5 separate regions of the Homo sapiens genome follow, and all the other regions are linked to region 1. A link is a loop called in an ENCODE intact Hi-C map of the cell type or tissue named here. Cell type or tissue: MCF 10A. All regions are shown on one strand.

The links. Hi-C counts contacts between places; a loop is a spot of excess contacts. Peaks named below come from ENCODE experiments on the same cell type or tissue, not always from the same donor. Only the 100,000 strongest peaks of a DNase experiment are listed, where the experiment ranks them.
Region 2: it touches region 1 in a loop (11-fold over the local background); 2 of 110 quality-filtered maps call a loop at or near these places.
Region 3: a loop joins it to region 1, with 9 times the contacts of the local background. A loop is called at or near these places in 4 of 110 quality-filtered maps.
Region 4: it touches region 1 in a loop (2.7-fold over the local background); 2 of 110 quality-filtered maps call a loop at or near these places.
Region 5: it touches region 1 in a loop (11-fold over the local background); 13 of 110 quality-filtered maps call a loop at or near these places.

Annotation. Positions count from the first base shown.
Region 1 is chr18:76,254,807-76,259,806 of GRCh38, forward strand. It overlaps LOC105372210 (a long non-coding RNA gene), which reads right to left and starts at 454. Exons shown (of 4, transcript XR_935654.3): 1 at 1-454. It overlaps LOC105372209 (a long non-coding RNA gene), which reads left to right. Exons shown (of 6, transcript XR_935653.3): 2 at 1-1,101; 3 at 2,018-2,127; 4 at 2,653-2,757; 5 at 4,332-4,523. In MCF 10A, a CTCF peak has its summit at 2,245 (motif pointing left); a DNase peak (open chromatin) is centred at 2,295.
Region 2 is chr18:75,476,654-75,481,653 of GRCh38, forward strand. It overlaps LOC105372201 (a long non-coding RNA gene), which reads left to right. Exons shown (of 3, transcript XR_935637.3): 3 at 1-1,893. Among named protein-coding and RNA genes, the nearest start is that of SMIM21, 51 kb to the left of the region's middle. In MCF 10A, a CTCF peak has its summit at 2,545 (motif pointing left); a DNase peak (open chromatin) is centred at 2,548.
Region 3 is chr18:76,708,083-76,713,082 of GRCh38, forward strand. No RefSeq gene overlaps it. Among named protein-coding and RNA genes, the nearest start is that of LINC01879, 21 kb to the left of the region's middle. In MCF 10A, a CTCF peak has its summit at 1,902 (motif pointing left); a DNase peak (open chromatin) is centred at 1,859.
Region 4 is chr18:76,127,949-76,132,948 of GRCh38, forward strand. LOC339298 (a long non-coding RNA gene) reads left to right here. Exons shown (of 6, transcript NR_040034.1): 4 at 4,986-5,000. Among named protein-coding and RNA genes, the nearest start is that of LINC01893, 79 kb to the right of the region's middle. RefSeq lists an enhancer at 3,147-4,346. In MCF 10A, no CTCF peak of the experiment used is centred here; DNase peaks (open chromatin) are centred at 3,083 and 3,973.
Region 5 is chr18:74,649,863-74,654,862 of GRCh38, forward strand. The region is part of intron 3 of ZNF407 (zinc finger protein 407); the gene reads left to right. Among named protein-coding and RNA genes, the nearest start is that of ZNF407, 54 kb to the left of the region's middle. In MCF 10A, CTCF peaks have their summits at 2,737 (motif pointing right), 2,937 and 4,966 (motif pointing right); no DNase peak of the experiment used is centred here.

The DNA of each region.
Region 1 (5,000 bases):
TTTTTAATTCCAATGGGTTGGCAGGGGAAGTTGTCGGGCTTTTCAGTGACGAAAACTCCTCTGCATGTGTGCCCATAAAACATTAAATGAGAAATACAGTTGCTAGAATGCCCAAGTTAGAAACTGAGAGCTAAACATCACAATCCGGATGTTCCCCACGCATTGGGACGAAACCTCTTGGACAAGATGCTGCACTTAGGAGCCTCAGTTCTTCTCCTGCAGATACTCCACCTCAGCCACTTCCGACCCGCCCGACTATCAACATTACAGGGCTAGGTTCCGTTAGTCAATATTTAGTGAGAAAAACTCTAAAAAACGGCGATGAATTGGAGAAAATCTTCACAATCTATACCTCCAACAAAGGACTAATATCCAGAATCTACGAGGAACTCAAAGGAACGGTGAACAGTTTTAATCACCATTATTACGCCCGTACTTAGCCGGAAGTGTGTCTGTCCAATTCCCATCCGGCCGGACTTCAGACTGACTTCCTTTCAGGCGTTCTGGAGAGAATGCGCGTGCCCTTCTCTCCGGATTCTGTGTACCCGGAATCTCATTAGTCTACTGATTGGGAATCGCAAGCATCAGCCAGGCACAATGGCAGCTGAACACTGATTTGGTATCAACGTGTTTGTGCTGAATCCCTCATAAACTGGGAAGATGTTTCTTTCTTAGGATCCCTCGCAGACCACAGCTTCCTCACAGGTACCCGATGGAGAGACAAGAAGTGTACACAGCTGACATCCAGCCTTCTCTCTGGCTGATTCAGGCGCTGAAAGCCACGTGGTCATCACGGTCTTCTGAAGATTATTAATGAGAAAGCCACTTAGAACAAAGCCGTCCACAGTTATAGTTCTTTCATCTTGAAAACTAACAACACAAGGTCACTGCCCTGGAGGACTCCTTGAAAAACTGACACTTGTCCATTATGCAAATTCTTTGTTGATTGTTGTTGGGTCCAGAGTCTAGTTATGTAGGGAACTAGAGAGAAAAAGAGAGAGAGAGAGGAGAGAGAGGGAGATAGAAGAGAGAAGAGATTTGAAACCCATCTCACACCCTAAATGTGGGCAGGCTTGCAGACAGATATCTTGGAACTACGAGGTAAACATGGTCTAAATCCCCTGTTTTGGGAAGATAAGTGCTCAGAGTTCTGTAAGCTAAATGCACACTGCTGAAATGTGATTGAAAACTTTGTGATGTGAAGACTAAAAATCACAAGTAGGAGGCAGGCAGTGTTTAATCTTCTGCTGGATGACAATTCAAGATAGACTGATAGAGATACCTGCTGCCTGATAAACCAGTCAATACTGTAGATGGTAGATATTTGCAGTCAACAGGCCCTGGGAGCAGGGAGGGGGAGCTGGGGACCACAGCATTACTATACTGCAATTCTGCTCCCAGCTCCTTGCTAAGGAAGGCGAGACCTATAATTTGCTGCATTATGTTATCATACTATGGATCGAAAAGCATTCAAATCCTTCCAAGTAGACCATGTTAATCCTGTACATAGGCGTTCTTCGGCCACGTCATTGTCCATTGCAGACGGCACATGTTAATCTATCCTAAAAGTGAAAGTGAAGGGTGGTCTTTGAAAGAACTCTCTCTCATTCTAGAAAAGCCAGGTTTTCAGGCAGAAATTTTTCTGGTTTGTCTGTACTTTAAATTCTTAGCTTTTTTTTTTTTTTTTTTTTTTCAAATACACTGGCAGGAATATACACCAAACACTCACAAAAGAACCAGAGAAATCACTGGTTCTGGCCAAATGAGTAGAACACACACACACACACACACACACACACACACACACACATACACACATACACAGTGACTAAAGCGGGATAGTAATGTGTCTAGAGTAGTTTTCAGAGTATGTGTGTGTATGTGTGTGTGCGTGTGTGTACCTACATGTGCATATCCCTGGTAGTGCATTACTGCTGCACTTATTTGGAGGAAATTTGAGAAAATGTCTTTGAACATGGTTGTCTTACTGGATTTCATTTATTAAATAATTCACCAGGCTTTTCTTCTGGAAAAATGTCCAACTGTAGCAGACAGAAAGGAAGCCAAGAGAGGGTGTTTACAGCAAGGAGGGGCTATGAAATATCTTCACTCCAGGTTCTTTATGAGGTAAAACCGTGTCACACCACACCACTATCCCTGTTGCAAACTGTTCATCTAATTTCCCTCTTTTTTGGGATATTTTGTTTTCCCCTAAATGTCAGAGTTTGCTTGGGGAAAAAATATTTTTGGTTGTTTCTTTGGAAGCTTCTTGCAGTATGCCTCCACCTGCTGGAAGGAATCAGGCATGTTGTTAGGTGCAGCTGCAGCCCTGCACGTTCAGAGCTGCCTATTTCTGTGTAACTGAAGAAAACAGAAATTATAAATCTATAGAAGAGATGTTTACTTATAAATGTTTACTTATAAATATCACATGTAAATTAAATGCTATGCATCAACCTACCGCAAAGTTGTATAGTCAATGTATTTTTAATATAGTTTGAAATGAAAATAACTTCATTTTAAGGGAAACAGAATTTATGATGATGCAAGTAATCCAGGATGTCGATCAAAATATACCCATTTAAAGGTAAGGTGAAATGTAAATTGTGGTATTAAAGTTCCAAATGTTAACAAGTATTTTCATTTCCCCAGCTGCAGTGTATCATTTTTATCAGCAATTGGAAGCATGCTGCATGTTTGACTCTGTGGACTCCTGCTTTACACAACAGAACATTCCGATGGTGTGCATGTGCCATAGTACGTATAGAAATTCTAAGAATTCATATAATTTACCTGCTAAATCAGGGACTATTACAGTCTGCTGTGTAAATTCACATTTTGGCACTCTTTAAAAAGTGGATTATTATTGACCCAATAGACCATAACAGCTCCAAAGAAGCCGTTACTGTACATCGTGTAAAGCCTTCGTGGTGTGTGTTTTATTGAAGCTCTGTAGCTGTCGGGATCTGCTTGTCAATCTAGCTGCCATGCGCGTGCACCAAATGCATTGCTAAAGATGCCTTGTAAATTGAAGCTTTAGTCAAATTACCCTTGTTCTTGTCCAATAAGCCATGGTATAAAATTGGATATTTCCACTGCAGTTTCTTTCTCCACCTCCAGAATTCTATTTCCCTGTATTTATAGAGGTTGAAATTTTGAAATGTGGATAAGGGAGTGGTGATTTGATTTCAAGTTTCAAAAAAAAAAAAAAAAAAAAAGCAGGAAGAAAATTGAAGACAGTTTTTGCTTTGCATGAAAAAACATCTCAAAGAATGCATGAATTTACCAGCTTCCAGGAGGCTGACAACGGTCACAGTGAGATTTCTCTACTTTAGGCTTTTGGGAATCCAAATAAGATTTTTATTTAATTTTCTATGTGCTAATTTTGTGTTTTTCCACCTGTCTGTCCTCTTCTTTCATTTAACAAAAAAATGAACATTGGAACATTTGTCAGGAAAAAAAAAAAACTTTTTAGTTACTTGTACCTTCAGTAAAAATAAAATAATACTTTGAGGTCTCAAGCTGTAGGTGCAGCACTTTCAGTGTTTTCCTGGGCTGGTGAGAGGTTTTGGCAAAGCCGTCCTGACACCCACACAGCATACACAGCGTGTTTGTGATGATGATTAAGCCATTTGTTAGTCTCTTCCTGATATGGCTGAAGCCATGCAAATCAGCATGGATTCCCAATCCTCAGAGACAGGGTATGTTCTAGAAAGCAAGCTATGAACAAAAAGTTCAGGCTGGATTACCTGAAGGAGATCCAGGCTTAATGTCACTAGGTATATGTCCTTACTTTCTGGCCGAGAGCAAACATTTGGTAAGTTTCTGAGCTAGGAAGAAAATGCTTATGGAACCGTGGTTTTAAAAACATACAGTCAGCAGAACATATCCGCTTAGAGACCAATATTTCTTCAAGTTATAGAAGAAAAAAAATAGGAAGGGTAAGATTAAGTGCTGTACAACTTTGTTCTTTCCCGTAAGAAATAGTAAAAGCTCATATTTTTATACTATGTTATTTCAATCTATAATTGTTATAATTGATAGCTTAAAATCCTAAAGTTCAATGGTAATGTGACAAATGGGAGATAGAGCTAGAGCAAACTCAATGAGGTATTTTTTTAGTTCCATATCACGTCAGATAAATGGATAGAGAGTTAAGAACCGCAAATTTCTAAGAAATCACCAGCGTAATTATCTTAGGAAAATATAGTTTATTTTCATTTTGCAAATATCTGCTAACCACTGCATCACCCCTCCTGTGCTCAAGAGAAAGGAGCACAGTGTGTCCCCCTAACACTGTGGAGTAAAGCATGAGAAAATTCTTTACGCAGCCCTGCCGTAACAAATCTCAGCTGGTCCTCTGCTGTCCTCTGGGGAGAATGCATTTGAACTCATCTCAAAAAGCTGGTTTTCTACCCTGGAGGTCTCCGATGGCTACTGCGAGAAGAAAGCCATGTCCCGAAAGCAGTGATACAGATTGGCAGCCACTGCAGAGATGCAGAATGTCGAAGAGTGTGTGTGTTGTAAGAGATTCTTAACCCCTCCCTAGCACCCATAGGGGCAGTCCACAGCCTGCAGCTTGGGCGGGAGGGGGTTAATGCGGGGCAGCTGCCTGGCGGGGACCAGCTGAAATGGATCAGCTAGGAACCAGCCTCCCCTCTGCATTAACCCTCGAAGGGATGCAGAGGCCCAGGACAGAGGCCAGCCTGCTGTGCTGCACCTCGGCCTCATTTATTCATGGGAGACACACGCGCGTGTGTGCATACACACACACACACACAGAGAGAGAGAGAGTTCATTTTACCTCCTGACCCCTTCTGCCTCTTGTCCTGATTTGAATGAGAAGTTATATTTCTAAACACAGTGCTTTCTCACTGGGCTATTTTTGTAATATAGTATGCTGAGTTGCTGCCTTAAAATTATATATATATATATATATATGCACACACACATGCACACACACAACAGGCGTGCAGACCTTACAGGCTGATGATTCTGCC
Region 2 (5,000 bases), 780 kb before region 1:
TTGGGGTCTGATGAAATAGGCTAATCATGGATCCACTAAGCAAATATTAATTTTCATTGGAAGCCCTGCCATTTTGTGAACTTATAAGAAATAAACAGAAGTATTGTTAGCCTCAGGATGTATCTCTTTTCTTTAAGAAAAAAGAAACCCATTGATAAATGTCTCTGAAAGGCTAACTCTCACCACTTCATGCTCTTCTAATGCTTCTGCACTGTCCTATGTGAGGCTTGAGTGATGTGGGTGTGCCACTGAAGGGCCGTGGGTAGGAGCGGTGTGTTTTCTGAACACCTGTTACACCTTTATTACCCAGTTCTATGAAAACATGTATAACATAGAAGCAAAGCACTCATGCTAAAGATCGCTTCTGCTGATCCTTGCTGCCAAGATCTCCCTTACGGTCCTCAGCGTCTCTTCCCTTGACCAGGTTCTTCCTGTCTTCTTGGGCTGCTTTCTCTGTATTATTTTTCTCTTCTTCTTCCAGCTTATGGAAACCATTCCTACCACAATTTTCTCTTCTAAATTTGGTTTGATAAAACCAAATACTTTTCATTGTTTCACCTGCAGTGATCTTTTTCTTAGACTTTTGCATTTTGCATTCTTTTAGTTTTAGTATCTGTACTGGCATTTCTTATATAGAGGTCCTGTTCACACCATGCCCACATTCTACAGTGGATTATACACTTTGAATATCAAGCTCCAGCTATATGAGGTAGTTTGGGATTATTGAAAGGACACCAAGAGGCAGAATGGCCATGTAAGTTATTGTTCAAGTCAGGATACTTTTGAGAGTTAAAAAAGGCAAGTTAACAACATCACACCACGGATGTAACTGGGACAATTCCAGCCAAGAACTGAGATGGTCCTTTCTTTCCTCCTCTCCCACCCCATTCTCCTCCTTGTCCTCCTTCTTCTTCCTCCTCTTCCCCATCCTCCTCTACTGCCTGTTCATAGGGGAAATATACGTCTGTCTGTCTGTCTATCTATCTATCTATCTATCTTTCTATCTATTATCTATCCATCTCCCAAATGCAAACACTGAATCACTAGTCAATAAGTCTCATTATAAATGTTTGATGCTAGCCCAATGCTGGGCTCACTTTCTAAACTCCTAGGTAATTCCACAACAGAAAGAAATAAGATTTCAGGTATTATTTTATGTTTCTTATAATATTATCAGTATAGGATACTAGTTAAACTGTGGAGACACAGAGACAAATGGAGACTAGTCTGAATAACCTGGAGACAGTCCTCTCTCACAGCAAAGTAAAATCTGGTTTGGTGGTTCTGCTTTGCAAAGTTATGACGGGCTCAAGCTCTTCCTACCTTTTTGCCTCACTCTCCTGACCTGTTGTCCTCTCCACATAGCCCCAGATGACTCACCATCATATCCACATTCTAGCCAGTGGGAAGGGGAAATGGAGTTGGTAAAAGCATGTTCCTCTTTCTCTTGTGCACTGCAACTCTGCACAGTCCATCTGTTCTTACCCCATTGGCCAGAATGCAGTCACCTTGCTTCTACTGGCTGCAAGGAAGGATGGGGATTGTAGTTTTTCCCATGAGAACTCATATACCCAGACTAAAATTGGTAACTGTATTATCAAGAGAGAGTGGGAGCAACTTGGGGACATTGACAGTTTCTGTCACACTTAGCAATATGATGTACTCATAGAGGGATACACAATTCTTGCTGTTGTTGCCTATTGATAACTTCACTGTGTATTTTCTGGTCTTCAGTTTACCATATTGTGATATATACTGTGTACATGTATAGGGACTTCATTACTTTCACTCAAAAGCTCCAATAAAGAATCATGCAGTCTAGGTGCAGTGGCTCACACTTGTAATCCCAACACTTTGGGAGGTCAAGGCAGGAGGATCGCTTGAGGCCAGGAGTTTGAGACCAGCCTGGGCAACATAGGGAGACCCAATCTTTACAGAAAATAATAATAAAAAGAATCATGCAAATCTCTAATTGTGGAAGTGTTATTTTAGCAAACTACATGAAAAGCTTACGGGTTATACCATTCATTTCCTTACCATGACATTTTATTTAATTTAACTACAAAATCTCAAAGAGTCTAATACTTTCTGATGCTCTTTTCATTTTGTGCCTTTCACATTATAATTTATAGCTTAAAGCCACCTTTCTCAAAGTCTAAAAATCTGTTAGTCAATTTTTCCCTTTTTATAACCTTTCCATATATTCTGTCATATTAAAGAGATGATGAAGCCCATTATGGCCATTAGAATTCTGATGCAATTAAGTTTTATTCCACTATAAGTGACAGGTACTTGATTCCTTCTTGGAATGGGATAATTTTCTACAGGCCTGCAACTCTTACACCCTCGTTAATTTGCAAGGCTGTTTTAGAAAATATGTTGTCAGTGCTGAATGAGGTACATCTCTAACTTTGAACAAATCATTGTCTTAATGTTCTTCAGGTTATAACATCCATTTAAAGAAAAACCTCACCATTGTCCCCAGGAGAGTCAATAAAAATGCTTCTGTGCTTTGTTTGTGGACACTTAAATAATAGGAGAGCTCCCCCTACTGATTGACGTTAGGGAATTATGGAGGAGGGGCTAATCTCAGGCCTTTCGCTCTTGTTAATTTCTCTAATGCTCATGCACAGACCAAGATGAAAATCAAAAGCAAGCCTGTTTGACACTGGCTTTTGAAATGCTTAAAAACATCAGCATTTGTCAAGTGGAAAGATTTTCATTTCAAAGTTCTAACAGGTTATTATTATTCCAAGCAATGGAGAGTTAAAAAAGGTTGAACAACTATAATAATGGTGGCATCTAAGTGTGGGGAGTGATCAGGTGTTATTGTTTGTTTGCATAAAATGATATCACCTAGCTTTGTGTTGGGTTTGTTTAAGAAATGTAGGCTAATTAGGCCATACAAGTAACTTTGTTTTCTGAAAATTAATTAAGCTTTTGTGGCCTTACCAGGTTACAGGGCCAGGCTCACCTCCCACACAGTTGCTCTGGAGCTATGTAGGAGGCAAGCCTGTCTCACGCTGAACTGCCAGGTGATGCCGTCACGGGAAGAATGGAGTTTAGTAATGCTGCATTTGAAGTCTTGTTCAAGTCGTAAAATGTTGGATTCTATTTTTATTAAATCGCTTAAACTTTCAACATAGTGAAAAAGATTTATTTAACATACATTTCACAGGCCTTTTTGAATGCATATTTTTTGGGAAAAAATACAGCAGAGGACATTTCTATAACTAAAGCTACTGTCCTGAAGGGACAAAACAAGCGCGTTAACTATTGAGGTCCTATTGTTTCATCAGGCCATCGGCAGAAACATTGAAAATGTTGTATTTGTAGGGTTATGAGGGAGCTCTACCCATCTCCTTCAAGTAAGACAGACATAAATCCTCTTTATGATTCGAGAATATCGTATAGAATCTACATAAAGTCTTAGAGGCTGTAGAGAAATAGGTTTTATTGTAAGAACCCCCAAGTAGAGAAACCAAACCAAGCATCTGGAGAAGCATATGATGTAGTGAGCTTGACAAAAAAATGCCTCATCTATAGGAAGAAGGACTGTTTTTAGCAACCTCCTTTTTGTATCTGAACACTTTTTTAAAACAGCTCTATTGAGATGTAATTTACATACCATAAAATTCTCCCATTTAAATTATACAGTTCAATGCTTTTAATATATTTACAGAGTTGTGTAACAATCATGATCTGATTTTGGAACATTTTTCATCACCTCCAAAAGAAACCCCATGTCTATGAGGTGTCACTTCTTATCACCCCCTCAATCTTCAACCCCGTACCCATTAAAAGTCACTCCCTATCACCCCCCTCAATCTTCAACCCCAGCCTCTGAAAGTCACTTATCTGCTTTTGCCTCCATGAATTTACCTCTTCTGGACATTTAATATAAATGGAATAATAATATTTGATCTTTTGTGATTGGCTTTGTTTCATGGCATAATATTTGAGGTTTATCCTTGTTTTAGCATGTATAAGTAATTCATCTTTTTTTGCCAAATAGTATTCCATTGTATGGGCATACCACATTTTGTTTATCCATTTATCAGCTGAAGGACATTTGGGTTGTTTACACTTTTTGGCTGTTACGAGCAGTAGCTGCCCTCGGTCTTCATCCAGAAGTCTTTGCAGGGACATATGTTCTCATTTTCCTTGGGTAGTTACTTAGGAGTGGAATTTCTGGGACATATGGTGACTCTATATTTAACATATTGAGGAACTGCCCAAATGTTCTCCAGTGTTTCTGCACCTTTTTACATTCCCACCAGTAAGGTGGGTTCCAATTTCATCACATCCTTACCAACCTTTATTATTGGCTTTTTGATTATAGCTATTCTATTGGATGTGCAGTGGAATCTTATTGTAGTTTTGATTTGCATTTCCCTAATGAGTAAGGACATTGAATATCTTTTCATGTGCTTTTTCGCCATTTGTATATCTTCTTTGGAGAAATGTCTGTTCAAATCATTTGCCTGTTTTATGACTGGGTTATTCTTATCATTATTGTGTTATGTGAAGTTGCTTTTATATACTTTGGATACAGGTCTTTTATCAGATATATAATATTTTCTCTAATTTTATGGGCTGATATTCCAATTACTTGATGATGTTGTTTGACTCATAAAAGTTTTTAATTTTGATGAAGTCTAATTCATCAATTTTGCCTTTTATTGTTTCTGCTTTTGGTGTCACATTTAAGCAATCACTGCCTAACCTAAAGTTCCAACAGGTCACAGAGATTTACTTCTAAGTCTTTTTACAAGACATAGAAATTGGTTTAGTTTTTACAGTTAGGTCTATGATCCATTTTGAGTTTAGTTTGTATATGGCATAAGGGAGGGGGCTAAATAAAGCCTTATGCATGTGGATATTCAGTAATCTCAGCACATTTATTGAGGGGACTGTTTACCCCCATTGGCATCTTTATGGAAAATTAATTGACTATAAGTGTAAGTTTTTCTTTCTGGACTTTTAACTTTATTCCATTC
Region 3 (5,000 bases), 450 kb after region 1:
TCCAGATCATCCTTCTCTGAGGCGCCTGTCCCTGACATGTCTCCAGGAGCCAACTGCAGCCCAACAGCCACACAGGTGGGCCTGACGCGCTCTGCTCAGGAAGCGGCTGTGAACCCGCTGCCTTCCTAACACAAGTGTTAGTTCTCTCAGGGTGCCGTGGCCTTAACAGCAAGAGCCACAGCGTCTGTGCTCCCAACTGCCAGGGACTCTGGCTTCCGGGAGGTGGCCTGAGAACCAGCTCAGACAGCAGGGATGGGCCGGGCCTGGCCCTCTGCTCGGGGCCACCCAGGCCTCAGGAGCCTCCTGTTTTACAACTGTCATACCCGGGATCCAAATCCCTTTCCCCTGCCGGCGCGGATCAAAGAAGGGCTCTCACCCCCACCACACTCTCCGCATCCCCACAGGCCTCCCACTGCCCCATCCAACCGTGGCTGCTCCCGAGGCTGCAGGCAGGGTTAGGCCGCCTGTGGGCGACCACCCCGAGGCCTGTCCTCAGCTGCTGCGGGAGCCCCCTGCAAGGCTGGGTCATCACTGTCTACGCAGATCTCGCGTGGGCCCTTTTCCTGGCCTAGCACCCCCAACACACTAAGAAGGGCGGGCAGCATCCTGTTGGTCTGGACTCTGGCGAGGCTGCTCCGGGAAGCCGCAGGAACGTTCTGTGAAACAAAGGCTGACGACTCGGGACTCCCATAAGAGATAGAGCTTGGTTTCCACGTGCCACGCCTACCTGCCATGCCCCGCAGTGTCACGTGGCTTAGAGAGCGGTCGTCACGTGACCCGGAAGTGATGGTCACGTGAAGGGGAAATGGCTGTCTCTGCCCAGGTACCCTCCTAGATCCACGGAGTCCACACTGAGGCCTTGGCGCCCAGGCCATTGCCAGGGCCTTGTTACACCAAGTTTAGGAAAACCGGATTCCGGGGTCACAGCTGCAGAGGAGGGGGTGGCGGAGGTCTCACAGGCCTCACCTCTGCACCTCCCCTGGGGCGGGATGAAGCAATCTGGGGTAACCCGGAGCAAGAGTCTGTAAAGAACCCCAAGGCCTGGGGTGGACTCCAGGCCCAGGTGCTTGCTGGGCCAGGTGCCCGAGCCTCTCAAGGCCCCCAGCCCTCACACCTGTGGGGCCTCGACCACTCCGAGCAGCTGGGGCCTCGGGGCCAGTCCCTGAGTTAAAAATAACCCAGCTAGGCTAGAAGCAAGGAAAGACAAGCGTGCTAGAAACTTCTCCCCTGCCAGGTCAAACAGGGAGGACATCCAGGGAACTTTCTAACTCTAACTTGGGTATAAAACCAGCTTTAGAAGTTGCTGTAAGTTAAGAATTCCTTCAGATAAAATTTTACCTGGGACTTGGTTTACCCTTTAAAAAATCTTTAAAGGAGGAGAGAATAGTTGACATTTCTGAATCCCTGAGACTAGCGAGCATGTGGCTAACGTCACGTTATTGAACAGAAAGGGCGGCGGGGATTTTTGTAGAGGCATTTCCAAGGACAGCGGACGGGCCCTGCGGGCTTAGGGCCCGGCGGCAGAAGAAAGAGGAATCAGTTAGAAATATTCGAGATTTTCCACTTAAAGCTTTGGGTAGAGGCCAATATTGTTGACATTTAAACATCCAGATGAGCCGTCTTTGGGTCAGGAACAAGGAGCTGTCTGGTTCCACATCCCTGGAGGTAGCCTGAGCGCTCAGCAGGCCTGAGTCAGGTCCGCCTCCTGCTACTGACGACTCACGTGATTGAGAATAAACGGCTTAGCCGTCTGAGCTGAGCCTCCTCCTCAATCTGTTGTGCAGTCTATACCCGCGTGTATAGACTCCGGGCCCTTCTTCCCCACGGCAGGATCTAGCAAGGCGCTTCTTTCCGGTGCAGCGCGGAGCCTGTGACTTATGCTCCGCTGCCATCTGGTGGCCCTACGCTCGAATTACAGCTCCAGGGTTTATTAGGTTTTTTAAATTATTATTGTTTTGAGGGATGAGGGAAAACCCTTTTAAAAGTTGAACACGTGAGCCTGAAAAAGTTAAGAAAAGTCAAAACACATGACAGGGGAAGGGAAATAGGTGAGGAGCAGGCAGGATATGGAATGTGGACAATTTCCAGGGTCTTTGTAGAACTGCATGTTTACTTCTTTGAAAGATTTTGAATTCCTAGAGTATTAGGCCCACCTAAAATGAAAGAACCACACGTATGCCAAACACACAGAATACCAATTATTTGTATTATCTAACATTTGGGATTGTCTACTTTACTCTTTTTTTCTCCATTCGAATGTCAAGTTGCTTTCAAGGAACCCTTTTAATGATGTCTAAACTGAAATTGAGACAACTGCTGCTGACTGGATTCGACACTTAACCCCCGGCCCTTGCCCTGGACAAGACCCAAGGGACCCTGGCTTTGAGTAGAACCCGCAAAGAATATAATACTGGCCCCTCCAGAAAATAATCCTCCACACCTCTGTCCAGCATGTTGGCGTATCCTCATCACGAGCGAGTTCTGCACTTGTGACTGATTTGCCTTTTTGGCAAAAAGAGATGGAAGTTGAGCTCCCTAGCGAGAGCAAGCGCTCATCATTTGCAATACAGTGTGGGGTACAGTGTGGGGTACTAGAGGGAGGTGGTGCCAAGCTGCAGGGCGCCAACAGGTGAGTGCCAGCAGGTGAACATACCCTGAAGGAAACCCACCAGGCGGGGCTACCTGAGGGCCTGTGTCCTGGGCAGGGTGACCAGGTGGCCGTCCCACCTGGTTTGAGAGTGTGTGCATCAGGGCCACCACCTGCTCTCTTGCTCCTCTCTTCTGAACATCATTAAAACAAGTTCAAAAATGTTCATCTCCAGCCATGACCCCAGGGCCACTGACAGATGCCTGCTCTTGGCAGGGGAGCGGCTCTGGGCAGCCTGCAGGGCCTGTCCTGGCCAGCAGGAAACGACACCAAACAACCATTTCCTGGGTGATTTCAGGCAGACCCAGGACTCCTTTGATCATCCAGAATCAGGACTCTGAGGACTTATTGAAGGCCTCAGGCTCTCCAGAGGGCCCCACTTGTCAGAGTCATTTCACTCCCCAAAATGTTGGCCAATTCCTGATGCTAGCAGCCTAGCTGGGTGGGGTGGGGCAGGTGCGGCCATGGGAAATCCAGACTGTTGGCCTTTTAAGTTGGGAGTTAGCAAGAGTTGCTTCTTGTAACTGGCTCAGTGTAAGTAAGGCCTCTGCATTAGATTTATAGGCTCTGCCTATCCCGACAGTTCCCCAAACATCCCAGCCCTCCGCAGCCCAGGAGAGTTCATCGAGATCATCTTTCTGTCTCAGGTCAGTGCCCTGGGAAGGGCAGCAGACTGACTTTTCTCGTCCTGCCCGTGGCTCCATGGCTGGCACACAGGACGTGCTCTGTGAGGTTGCCTCTTGACTCTCCTCCTCTTGACATTTGCTGGCCCTAAAAAATGATGAAGGTTTTTCTCATTCTAAAACTCAATCCTTCTGAGTTGGCTTGGCCTTCAGTGGATTAGAGATTAGGATCTGGAGCCCCCGAAACCTTGAGCCAAAACCTCGTTCTAGCTACCAGCTGTGGGTACCTGGGCAAGTAACCTGCCCTTTCTGGGCTGAACTTTCCTTAGATGTAAATGAAGGCAATAATAGCATTGAACAGGGTTATTGGAAGCACTAAATTGGGACACTGTGTGTAAAGGTTAAGTGCTTAGCCGAGGCTGAGACCAGCAAACACTGGAGCCTCTGGGTGTCTGTGCTCACTGCCTTTCCTGCTCTGCGCGTGGGGAAGATGCCCTGCACCTGGCGCTCACCTGTGCCTTAGGCCCAGGACGCACAGTGATTCACCACGCTGCAGAGCCGGCCGTACCCTTCAGTGAGTGACCCCTGCCCTTCAGGGCCCTGCTCTCCCTCAGCTTATACTTTAACACTTCAGACTTTTTGAAGCCTTTGGCCTTAGGCTTTGCTGAGCCAGGTTAGGGGAGGAGAAGGCAGAGGCGAAGAAAGGGGACTAATTGCATATCTTTTTTTTTGGAGACGGAGTCTCGCTCTGTCGCCCAGGCTGGAGTGCAGTGGCGCAATCTCGGCTCACTGCAAGCTCCGCCTCCTGGGTTCACGCCATTCTCCTGCCTCAACCTCCCCAGCAGCTGGGACTACAGGTGCCCGCCACCACGCCCGGCTAATTTTTTTGTATTTTTAGTAGAGACGGGGTTTCACCGTGTTAGCCAGGATGGCCTCGATCGCCTGGCCTCGTGATCTGCCCGCCTCGGCCTCCCAAAGTGCTGGGATTACAGGCGTGAGCCACCGCGCCCGGCCGGATTAATTGCATATCTAAGGTGAGGCCCGGGGCTCTACGTTCACCATGGTCCCCTCATTAAAAGCTGTGAAGTCAAACACCAAGACCCAGAGAATTTAATACTAATACGTGGCCCAAGTTAGACAGCAAGTGCATGACAAAGATAGAACATGACCTTAGCGCCACCCAAATACAAAGGACAGACTCTTCTCAGGCACATTGCGTCTGAGGCCTGTGAGGTCGCTGGGCCTGTCAGGAGGCCTGGCTTCCTCCCGCTCCCTGCTCCTTCTCAGATTCTGTCATGATCAACTTCCCAGGAAACTCGAATGTTCTATTTTATTTCAGGAACTAAAAATAAGGAAGATTCTCTGACAAAATTGCATGAAATGCATCCTGTCCTTCTTTCTCATTTCAAGCATGAATGAACTCGGTGTGAGGAGACTAAGCCAGGCGGCAGGGGTCTAGCATTTCCCGCCTGTGGGTGCAGGAGGCAGACATCTTAATTTTTAGAGCTGCTCTGTAGGCACTTTACAGCTTCCTCTTCTAGCTGCTCAGGCCATAAATCTCTAGACTGCCAGGCTCCAAACTCATGGGGAATGTCCTGCACCCCAGCAGCAAGTCCTGCAAACACAACACTGGGTCATACGTGGCCCATAAATAACGCGCACGTTGAGCCTCAACCTCAGCTGGTGAGGTCTGCTGTCCGGAGGCCGTGGACTTGCGAAGGCCTGAATGA
Region 4 (5,000 bases), 130 kb before region 1:
CATCCATCCTTCTCCAGAGGGATTTGCAACCAAAAGAGGTCAGCAGAGGGCATGGACCAGAAGCATTTGTCTTATGACTCCCACTGTGCTTGCTTGTTTCTTTACAAATGGGATACAGGCTCTCCTTTTTAAATTCCCACTGTTTATTCTGTAATATTAATTTTTAAAAAATCAGAAACAACTAAAAATGTGGAAAAGACAATTTTAATATAAAAATTAAGGTTATTCCTAGGGCTATATAAGAAGGTGGCAGTTTAAAAAAAAAGATTAGGAAATAATAACTAAAGCTGTATGTCTTATCTCTTCAGGTAAAAATATCTTATGAATAATATAATCATTGTCTCTGGTTATTGGGTATGAAAAAGATAAGTGTACCCAGCACAGTGTGATGGAGGGAGACATTAACACTTTCACACGGCTGGATACGGACTTGAAAATGAGTTAGGAATCACCGGGTCATCTAAGTGGAGGATTATTCCATACATAGGCCCTAGGTCAATTTAAATTATTAAATTTATCTCAGTGGCCGCAGGGGCCAAGACGTGTTTGTGTTCGCTCTTTATCTTTCTGTCCTGTTAGCATGGGCTTAGCAAAAGGGGATCAGCAATGACAGAAGAAAAAAAAAGAAAAAGAAAAGAAAAGAAGGAAGATCCAAAATTCCTGCTTGGGCCTTTAGATGGTTAATGACTGAGTTGCAAGGGAATCAACCTACATCGTTTCAAGGGCATTTTCCTGCTGAATAGCTTTCCTTGTTGCTTTTTACTTCTGTTTTGACCTTCACATACCCACGGTGCCTTTGGTGCTCACAGGCTGTCCATAATTGAGGAGAAGGGATGACGTGGGTCATTCATGGGATGTCACTTAAAATCTGTGATTTCTTGGGATTGCCCCCACCTCATTTGTGAAGGTTAGTAGAGCCTATTTTAGGGCCATGCAGGCTGCTGTTCTGTGGTCTTGAGCCCCGTGACTGGCTGCTTTTCCATACAAGTTCCCGTGTACACAGCCCCTTGGGCTTCAGTATGTCTGCGGGGAGCACAGTGTGATAAGTCCTAACAATCCCCTCTGTATGTTGCTCCAGAGGAAATCCAAGCTGAGGCATCACATTTGCGACCTTGTGTCAGGGGAATTTTGAATAAAATAGGCCCATAATCCTAATGTATTTTAAAAGCTTAGAAATCATGATATTTAATTCTTCTCCTACAAAAGGACACATTTTCAACCCACAACTTTTCTCTGGAATCTGTCCACCCCTCTGTGGGCATGGCATGGCATGGCAATGAAGGAGGCACCTCCATGTGTCTCTGGCCCATCTCTTACCATGGAAATCTCATATCAACCAGCCCTTCCTCGTACCTAGTCAGATTGCCATGGCCTGCAAAAATATGAGGCTTTGTTCCTTCCATTTTAACAGAAAAGTGCAGTTTGACTGAAAAACATTTGGCCTCATGTTTTGCCTCTCACTTTCCTTATCAAGGCTTCTTAGTGGCTCCTTCTGTGCCCCGGACCTGTGATGAGGCCCTCAGATGTACTATCCCATTTATTCCTATAGCAAACCTGTGAGGCCAGGTGTGGGAGCTCATGCCTGTCATCCCAACACTTTGGGATGCCGAGAGGAGAGGATTGCTTGAGCGCAGGAGCTCGAAATCAGCCTGGGCAACATACTCTATCTCTACAAAAAATACAAACAATTAGCTGGGCATGGTGGTGCATGCCTGTAGACCCAGCTACTCAGGAGGCTGAGGCAGGAGGATCATTTGAGCCTGTGAGGTCGAGGCTGTGGTGAGCCGTCATCACGCCACTGCACTCCAGCCTGGGAGATGGAGTGAGAAGCTGTCTCTAAATAAATAAATAAAACAACCCCATGAATTAGGATTCACTGGTACCATTTCATCCCACAGATGAGGTCCCAAGGCTGGTAATGGTAAGTCAGTGGCCAAAATTCAGAAAACCTGAGCTGACCCATGACTGGGCCTCAGATTTTTAGGGCCCCAGCCAGGTCTGCTGCTCCTCTCCCTCTGCGTGGGCCCAGTTTACCACACGCTGGCTAGAGCCCAGCACCCTATAGAGAATTCCAAGCCCAGCCTACACCCTTAGGGCCCTAGACTGTGCCACCTTCCGGAACCCATGCAGGTTTGTATTTCTGATAAGCCAGGCACCTTGCAACAGAATCAGGAGTCACTGTGACCTCTCAGACCCCAAGGAAGTTTAGAAAGATAGTTCGCTTGAAAACTTGTATCGGCTTACCGACACTCAGGAAAGCGTGGGAACATGCTGGGCCGGGCTGTGATTCTCCTCCAAAGAGCAAACTTTCTTAAAGATGTTACAAATCCTGAGACTAGTGTATTTTCTTTCCTCAGTCAACTCATCCAGTCCTGTGGCTATCAAAACCGTCTTTATATCACCTCTCCAAAATTTCATTTTCAATCTGAACCTCTCGGATCGGCACATCCAACGGAAGCCTGGAAGCTCCTCTCAGATGCCTCCCAGTGCCTTTCACCTGACGTGACTAACTCAAAGCTCTCGACCTCTTGCCTCAGACCTGCTTCAGGTGTCTCCACTCTGATACTTCCAGGCACTGCCGTCTACACAGAAACCTGGTGGTTATCCCGGAAACTGCCCTCACCCTCTGTCCTGGGTTGAATAGGGCCCCTCAAAACGTACCTTCACCTAGAACCTCAGAACACGATCTTATCTGAAAATTGGATCCTTGCAGATGCGATTAGGATCAGGCCCTAAATTCAAGGACTGGTGTCCTTGTAAGAAGAGGAGAGGACATCCTGATCCACACGAGGAAGAACCATGGGACGATGGAGGCAGAGCGTGGAGGGACGCAGCCACCAGCCAGGAGCACCTGCAGCCACAGGGACCTGTGAGAGAGGCGGGGAAAGGAGAAGTCTCCGAGAGGCCTTGGAAGGAGCAGGCCCTGCCCACAACTTGACTTTGGACTTCTGGCCTCTGGAACTATGAGAAACTAGATTGCCCTTTCTCCATTGCCGTGGCCACCATCCAAGCCTCCGTGAATCTTGCCAGGACCTGTCCCACAGCTCGCCGAGGGATTCCCCACATTTATTCTTGCCTCCACCCAATCTGATCTCTGCAGAGCAGTGTGTTCTTGGGAAAACACAAATTGGATGACGCAGATCCCTCGTTTGAATCATTCGGCCGTTTTGCATTACTCTTAGGCTAAAATCCAAGATCCTCAGCACGGCCCCCAAGGCTCTGCTCGCTCCGGCCCCTGCCTGCCTCTCCAGCCTCATCTCACCACCCCCGCTTTACTTCTCTTTTGTGAAACTACAATCACGCTGACCTTCTTTCCATTTCCACACGGAGCCGGACTCCACCCTGCCCTGGAGTGTTTGTTTCCACTCTTCCCTCTGATGGAGACACTTGTCCCATTTCTCATCGGAGTGATCTCCCCACCCTTCAAGTCCAGGATAATTATCACTCCCTCACGGAGGTACTTCACCTCTCACATAGATAAAAATGACAATCTCTGTTACACTTTCTTAGTCCTCTGTATTTTTTATAGTTTATCAAAATTATGATGATATATTTATCTCTACAATTATTTGGCTGGTATCTCTATCCTCTACCATGCTGTACAACCCAAGATGGTGAAGGCTTCAGCATTGTATGTCCAGTACAAAACACAGTGCCTAGAAGGCACATAGTCACTGCTACAAAAAATGTTTGTTGAATGCACATTGGTTGAAAACTTGAGTCTTCTCTGAATTCCACACTTCTACCTTAATAATGTAACTCCTACCACAAGCAACAGAAGGGGAAATGTTTGCTACTTCATTCCAGAACCTTATTTTCTTTCTCATATCTAAAGTCTATGCCAACCAGATCTTTCACTTTCGGTTGCAGGGTTGTGCATGGAGCCCCTAGGTTTGGCATAGCTTGCACCCTGGGCCTGGACAAGGAGGACCTACCAGTGATGACATCATCAGCCCCACCCATACCAGACATCTGAGGCTCTTCCCCTTCATCTCTGCAAGTCATTGTGGTTGGAAAATCTTAAGTTGCCTAAATCAAACCTGGGAGATAGTGTTTCTCAAATGCCAGAAGAGACAAGTCAGAACATGTAGAAGTGGTTTTCTAAGGAATTAACTGCAATCAAATTGCTATTATGTAAATACTGGGCACTTCAGACTATGGCTTTTTTTTTTTTTTTTTTTTTTTTTTTTGAGACGGAGTCTTGCCCTGTCACCCAGGCTAGAGTGAAGTGGCATGATCTCAGCTCACTACAACCTCTGCTACCTGGGTTCAAGTGATTCTCCTGCCTCAGCTTCCTGAGTAGCTGGGACTACAGGCACAAACCACCATGCCCAGCTAATTTTTGTATTTTTAGTAGAGACGGGGTTTCACCATGTTGGTCAGGCTGGTCTTGAACTCCTGACCACGTGATCCACCCACCTTGGCCTCCCAAAGTGCTGAGATTACAGGCATGAGCCACCACGCCCAGCCAGCCTATTGCATTTTTAAAATTTTTAATTTTAAATTTTAAAATTATTGATTTGGATGTTTTACAAGTGGCAAAGGAGAGGCATTTTACAGTTTTCTGCCACTGAGCACCAATGAGCACCACAGGATGACTTCAAAGTCCTTGTAAATGACACTCCTAATAAAATTACGCACCTAGTATAACCATTAAGCTGTGTCAGCCTGTATTCATTTATTCAACTCATATTATTACCTACTCTAAACCAGGTATGTAACCGCAATGGGATAAGAGGCAACTTACCTCATCTCATTGAGCCTATATTCTAGAGAAGGGAAGGCATGAAACAAAAAATCAGAAAAGTCATTTTGAAAAGGTGATAATTGACCTGAGGCCTGAAGTCGCCAGGAAGCACAGGAGGCTGGTGTGCCCGAGGAGCAGTGAGGAAGCGGGAGAGTCATGGGATGGAGGTCAAGGAAGTGGCTGGGACCATATCATTAGGGGCACTTGTGCTCTGCTAAGAACTCCGGATTTTTAACAGGAGCGCAATGCAAGC
Region 5 (5,000 bases), 1.6 Mb before region 1:
CATTCATTTTCAAACATTTTCTGAGTGCCAAACGTGGGAACTCTAGTTTCAGTAACCAACAGTGGTGAATCTATTATAATTCCTTTTGAGTTTAGATGGTCACTTCTATCAAAGGATAGAATTAACTATTAAGTGATGAAGATACACAAGCAATTTGGGTATTCATTGTGAGGCAACTGTTTTCTCTTTTCCTTAAGATGATAGAACATGGGCAATGTGAATTATATCTAAAATCAGCTGGATTGTCAAAAATAGCATTTCACTTTATTTTGTATTAGGAACAAATAATCGAAAATGTCTTTGTCATAGTCTGTTTGACTAGTGCCCATTGGCAGAATAATTTTATTTCCCCTGCCACCCCTCCCTGCTGTCTCTTAGTTCTTAGCTGAAAAGTTCCTTTTCAGCTAGTATCTGATGGACTATATGGTCTCTGTGCATGGTATCGTTTACAATTGTTGGTGCTTACTTAGTCTGCATCATGTAGCACTCCTGCCTAGTCACTTTAAGGGATGCAAAGACTGACAATTTCTTTGTTTTGAATTGCTGCAGTACTTCAAAAGAAGCCCCATTGAGATTTAGAGACTTGTAAACATTGAGAGAAACGGAGCACCTTTCTGCATCCACAGACAAGTTAGGTTGATGACTGCTGTGTTGGTGTAGTTCAGCAGACATCCTGTTAGTCACTCTTTCTAGGTAGTTTGGTTGACAGGGGTCTGCACTTGGTCATACACTTTAGGGTGGGCTCATGTATGAAACAGGCAAACTCACAGACTTTGCAGGTTCTCTTTGTGAGAGAGACAGAGAACACTTACATAGGGCCTAGGTGGCATTTTTGAAGTATTCATGGAAGGGGTGGGCCACGGGAATATTGTTTGTTACCCCAAAGAACACATTATCTTAAGGTGTAGAAAAAAATTTACTGGCTTTATAGTAATGTCATAACAGTTTCACTGTAATTAAATATTTTTGCACTAATGATTATACTGTGATAGAGAGCATAATAAATTATTGAGAACTACATTTCCATTTCTGTAGTGGAGGGGGCAAGAAATTGCTATATATGTGTGTGTGTGTCTATCTATCTATCTATCTATATATAAATATAATATTTCCCCCCTTAGCTTGGTGGGACTGTAGCTCAAGGGTAAAGATAGAAATTTTGGTGTTTATGTTACAAAATTATTCTTAAACAACCCATTTAAGTCTTTCTGGGTTGTTTTAGTCTTGATGTGTTAGAGAGTGATAATTTTATGCAAGTTATGATTAAAACCCTGTTACTGTCATCCTTAAAGAGCACATTAAAAATACCCTGTTTGGAAAATGACAGTTTTAAAAATAGACAAAATTATATGTTAGTTATGAAGAGCGATGGAATTTATTGAGCCGAAATGTTTTGAAGGAGATTTAAGAATCTTGCACTTTGGGAAGAAGTTAATGACTGATTAACAACAGCAATTAAAAGATGAGGAAAAGGTATATAATTAAAATTGCAGTACTTGCTTTGTCAAGTACGAGTGTCATCTATTGTGTACTTGTTAAAAGCTGAAGAAAAAGAAACCAGCATTTAATTTCAGCCCGGTTTTGAAGAAGAGGCCGATAATTTGCCTGTAGATGCCTGCGTGAAGGTTGTAACTCATGTTTAAGCGAGACTGTGTCATTAGAAGTTCACAGCCATGTATTTTCTGTTGACAGTCATCGACAGAGAATATTTGGCAGTCAGAAGTAATTTAACTTAATTAATGGGATGCATATTTGATGGAGGAATAAAATATTCAGGCTCAGCAAAGTGGAAAAAAGGAAAGATTTAGTGGGAGTAAAAGGTTGAAGAATGTAATTTGTGCATTCATTCTGCTGCTCAGAATTATGAATTGTCTTGCAGAGATATAAAGCCGAGGTGATCCTTAGATGGAAATGTGCTGTCCCTCAACAAAGAGAGCAATCAAGATGACAGTTCATGATTTAATTGATGCCAGAGTGAACTTGCTCTAACAAATAGGGACATCACATTATTTTGAAAACTCTGCTGGAGTAGTTAGTCGTTGGATTGTTAAATATTCATTGTAACTTCAATGTTATAGCATTGCTGTGTCTATACTGAGTACAGACCAGTGAAATCTGTCACAGAGCCCTTAATCTCTCCTGTCAGATTTTAATTGACTTCCTGTAGGTAAAGATGACTTCATGGAAAGTTTGCTCAAGAATTTGATATCATCAAGTAGAGCAGCTTTTCCATTCAAGTACAGTATAGTCCCCCTTTTTTCTACCCTTTTAAAGAGGCTTTTGAAAATATTATTCAGAGCTATAATGTAGGAAATCACTTAAAATTACAGCAGAAAAATATCTAAAGATCAAAGTTAAGTACCTTTTTATAGCGTTGCCAAAATATTCAGCATATTTCTGTTTCCTATCATTATCTAAAACACATTTGATTGTTGGAAGACAGCAGTATGATTATATTTCTAGAAATAAAGGGTTTTAATACTTGCTAGGGTTTTTATTCATCGAGCAATTTCAAAATACATCGTAGCCTTTTCCTGTTTAAACTAAATATAAAATAAAAATATATATCATGGAAACGTTACTGTGGAACTTACGGTATTTTAATCTTTATTATTTGTTTTTGCTTATTACATGAATATTGCTTATATTTTCCCCCCATGCTGAGAACTTAAACTAAGGCAGTTAGATGTAAAAATCATGAAGGACCAGCAGAGGGCAATATTATGTTACTCTAACACTTCTACTGGGGTAAGTTTTGTGATTGAAACAATACAAAAGGTTTTCAGGGGTGGGTGCTATATTTTTCTCCATTAGTTTCATATTACAACTTCCCGAGGTGCTTCCTCCCTTGGTCTGAAAAATCAAAACAAAGAACTATTGGCAAAACTTTCCTAAGTCAGAACCAATGCACATAACACAGTTTAGTTTCTCCTTCGGTAAATTACATTTTCTCAGTTTCAGTCACCTCTCACATATAGGGTATGTTAGGTGTTTATAGCTGATCATTAGTGAGTTTGGAATAAATTTAAGCTTGCATTTCAAATCAGTCATATAAGCTATGACTGGACATGTTCCATAAAAACAAGGGAGGTTATTAGCAAAGCTTGCTAGATGTGGATTGGTTGAAAAACGGAAAATTCTAGAGATTTGAAATTTATTAAACAATTTATATTTGACTCCACACCCTATGTTCTGTATTTAGATTTTGTAGAATTCACTGAACATGGTTTGTGTGATGTGACATTTTGTTGAACCAAATTAAGCCTATCAAGATAGCCATAGATGTCTGTGGTAAGGAAATTGATGTCATTGCAGTTCTCTTGGATATATGGTTTTCCAATCAAAATATCTAGTTGCTATGAAGTTTTCTGTTTGGCTATTGTAGATTATGCTGTTTTAGTTGCAGGGATTTCAAGTTGAATCTCTTTAAAAGTTTATTTAAGCGTCATATTCTCAGTTGTCTATATTTTGAGTAACAAAAGAATATTGTGTCCATTAAACCTGCCATTTGCCAACTGAAGTTAGTAATAGTAACTTAGGTTTAAACACCTAGAAAATGATGGGCCTTTTTATGTCTATGGTTTATAAAATTATAATTTTGTAATCTCAGTATATTATTAATATATATTTGCAGAACTATTGTGAAATATTACTAACCATAAAAGTTGAATCTATTTTTGACTCAGATCTTTAGTATAGGGACAATGGGTTTTTAGCAATTAAATGCTAAATATATTTAACATGTATCGATATGCTTATATTTATTGAATCTTCATATATTGATTCATAGTGATTAGTTTCAATTTCAGTAATGTCTTTTACAAAATAGCGATACTACAAACTAACATGTTGGAAAAAAGCTCATGCTTATACATTATTTAAAGCATCAGTAGATTATCAAAAACTAACGTAATTATGCACACTTAGTGTTTCCTTATGATAACTTATTGAAATGATGTATGCTATTTGAAATAAAATGATGATTTTAGCTATTTTTTAGAAAAAAATGAATTGACATTGTTGGCTTATGTGTTATCATGAACATGCTAATATATTATTCATTGGACTCCTTTTTTTGAGTGAAATTTATGTCCATCGATATAATTTTAATGAGTGCTCAATTACAGACTTTTAAGTATCAATACTTCAAAATATTTAGTTTTACATTAGCAATAACAGACATGAAATCGTTGCATTGACAATCGTAGGTCTTGATAATTCAAGGAATAATTCTGCTGCTGATCATTTCTACTAAAAAAGAGAAATTGGTAGTAGGCATACTATTAGAAATTTGTTATTGAAGGACCATTTGAGGAAGTATAAAATACAGGATAATATTTTAATTTCTTGACATCAAGAATGACCTTATTATTTACCAGTAGGTATAGTTAGTCCTATTAGTCTCCCTCTAATCTGATTAAGGCAGTAAACATGGCAGCACCTCTGGCATTTAAGTAGAATTATTATTTTTAATGGTTTTTCTGACAGAAAAATAAAGGCAATGTTTTGGCCAGACTTTAAACAAATTTCTTTGATTTCATTTCTATGAAAATTCTTTCAGTGCCAAACTGAAAAATATAGTGCAAACACTGTGGTTATACCTCTAGTTTATAATTTGGTAACTAAAGGAACTCACTTGCCAGCTAATTTAACTTAAAACTTTTAGTAATTTTTGAATTTGTGTAGCTACATGATTTAAGAATGTGAGACTTTGGAAAAGTAGGATAAGAGACCAAGAAATTTTCTTAATGATAGAAAACTATAAGTAGAAAATTTATATTAAAAATAACATGTTAAACTACTACATAATATATCTTTACAAATTTGAGATCATGAGGCTGATATAACAAATTAAATTTATCTTATATGTAAGATTGTTCATTTTTCTGGTCTGCTATATTAAGCACAAAGAATACTGGTTTCTTAGAAACATATTAAACATTTGCTTTAACTGTTCATTTCCAGTAGATGGCTATAGTTCACTACCAAATTGAAGTTGT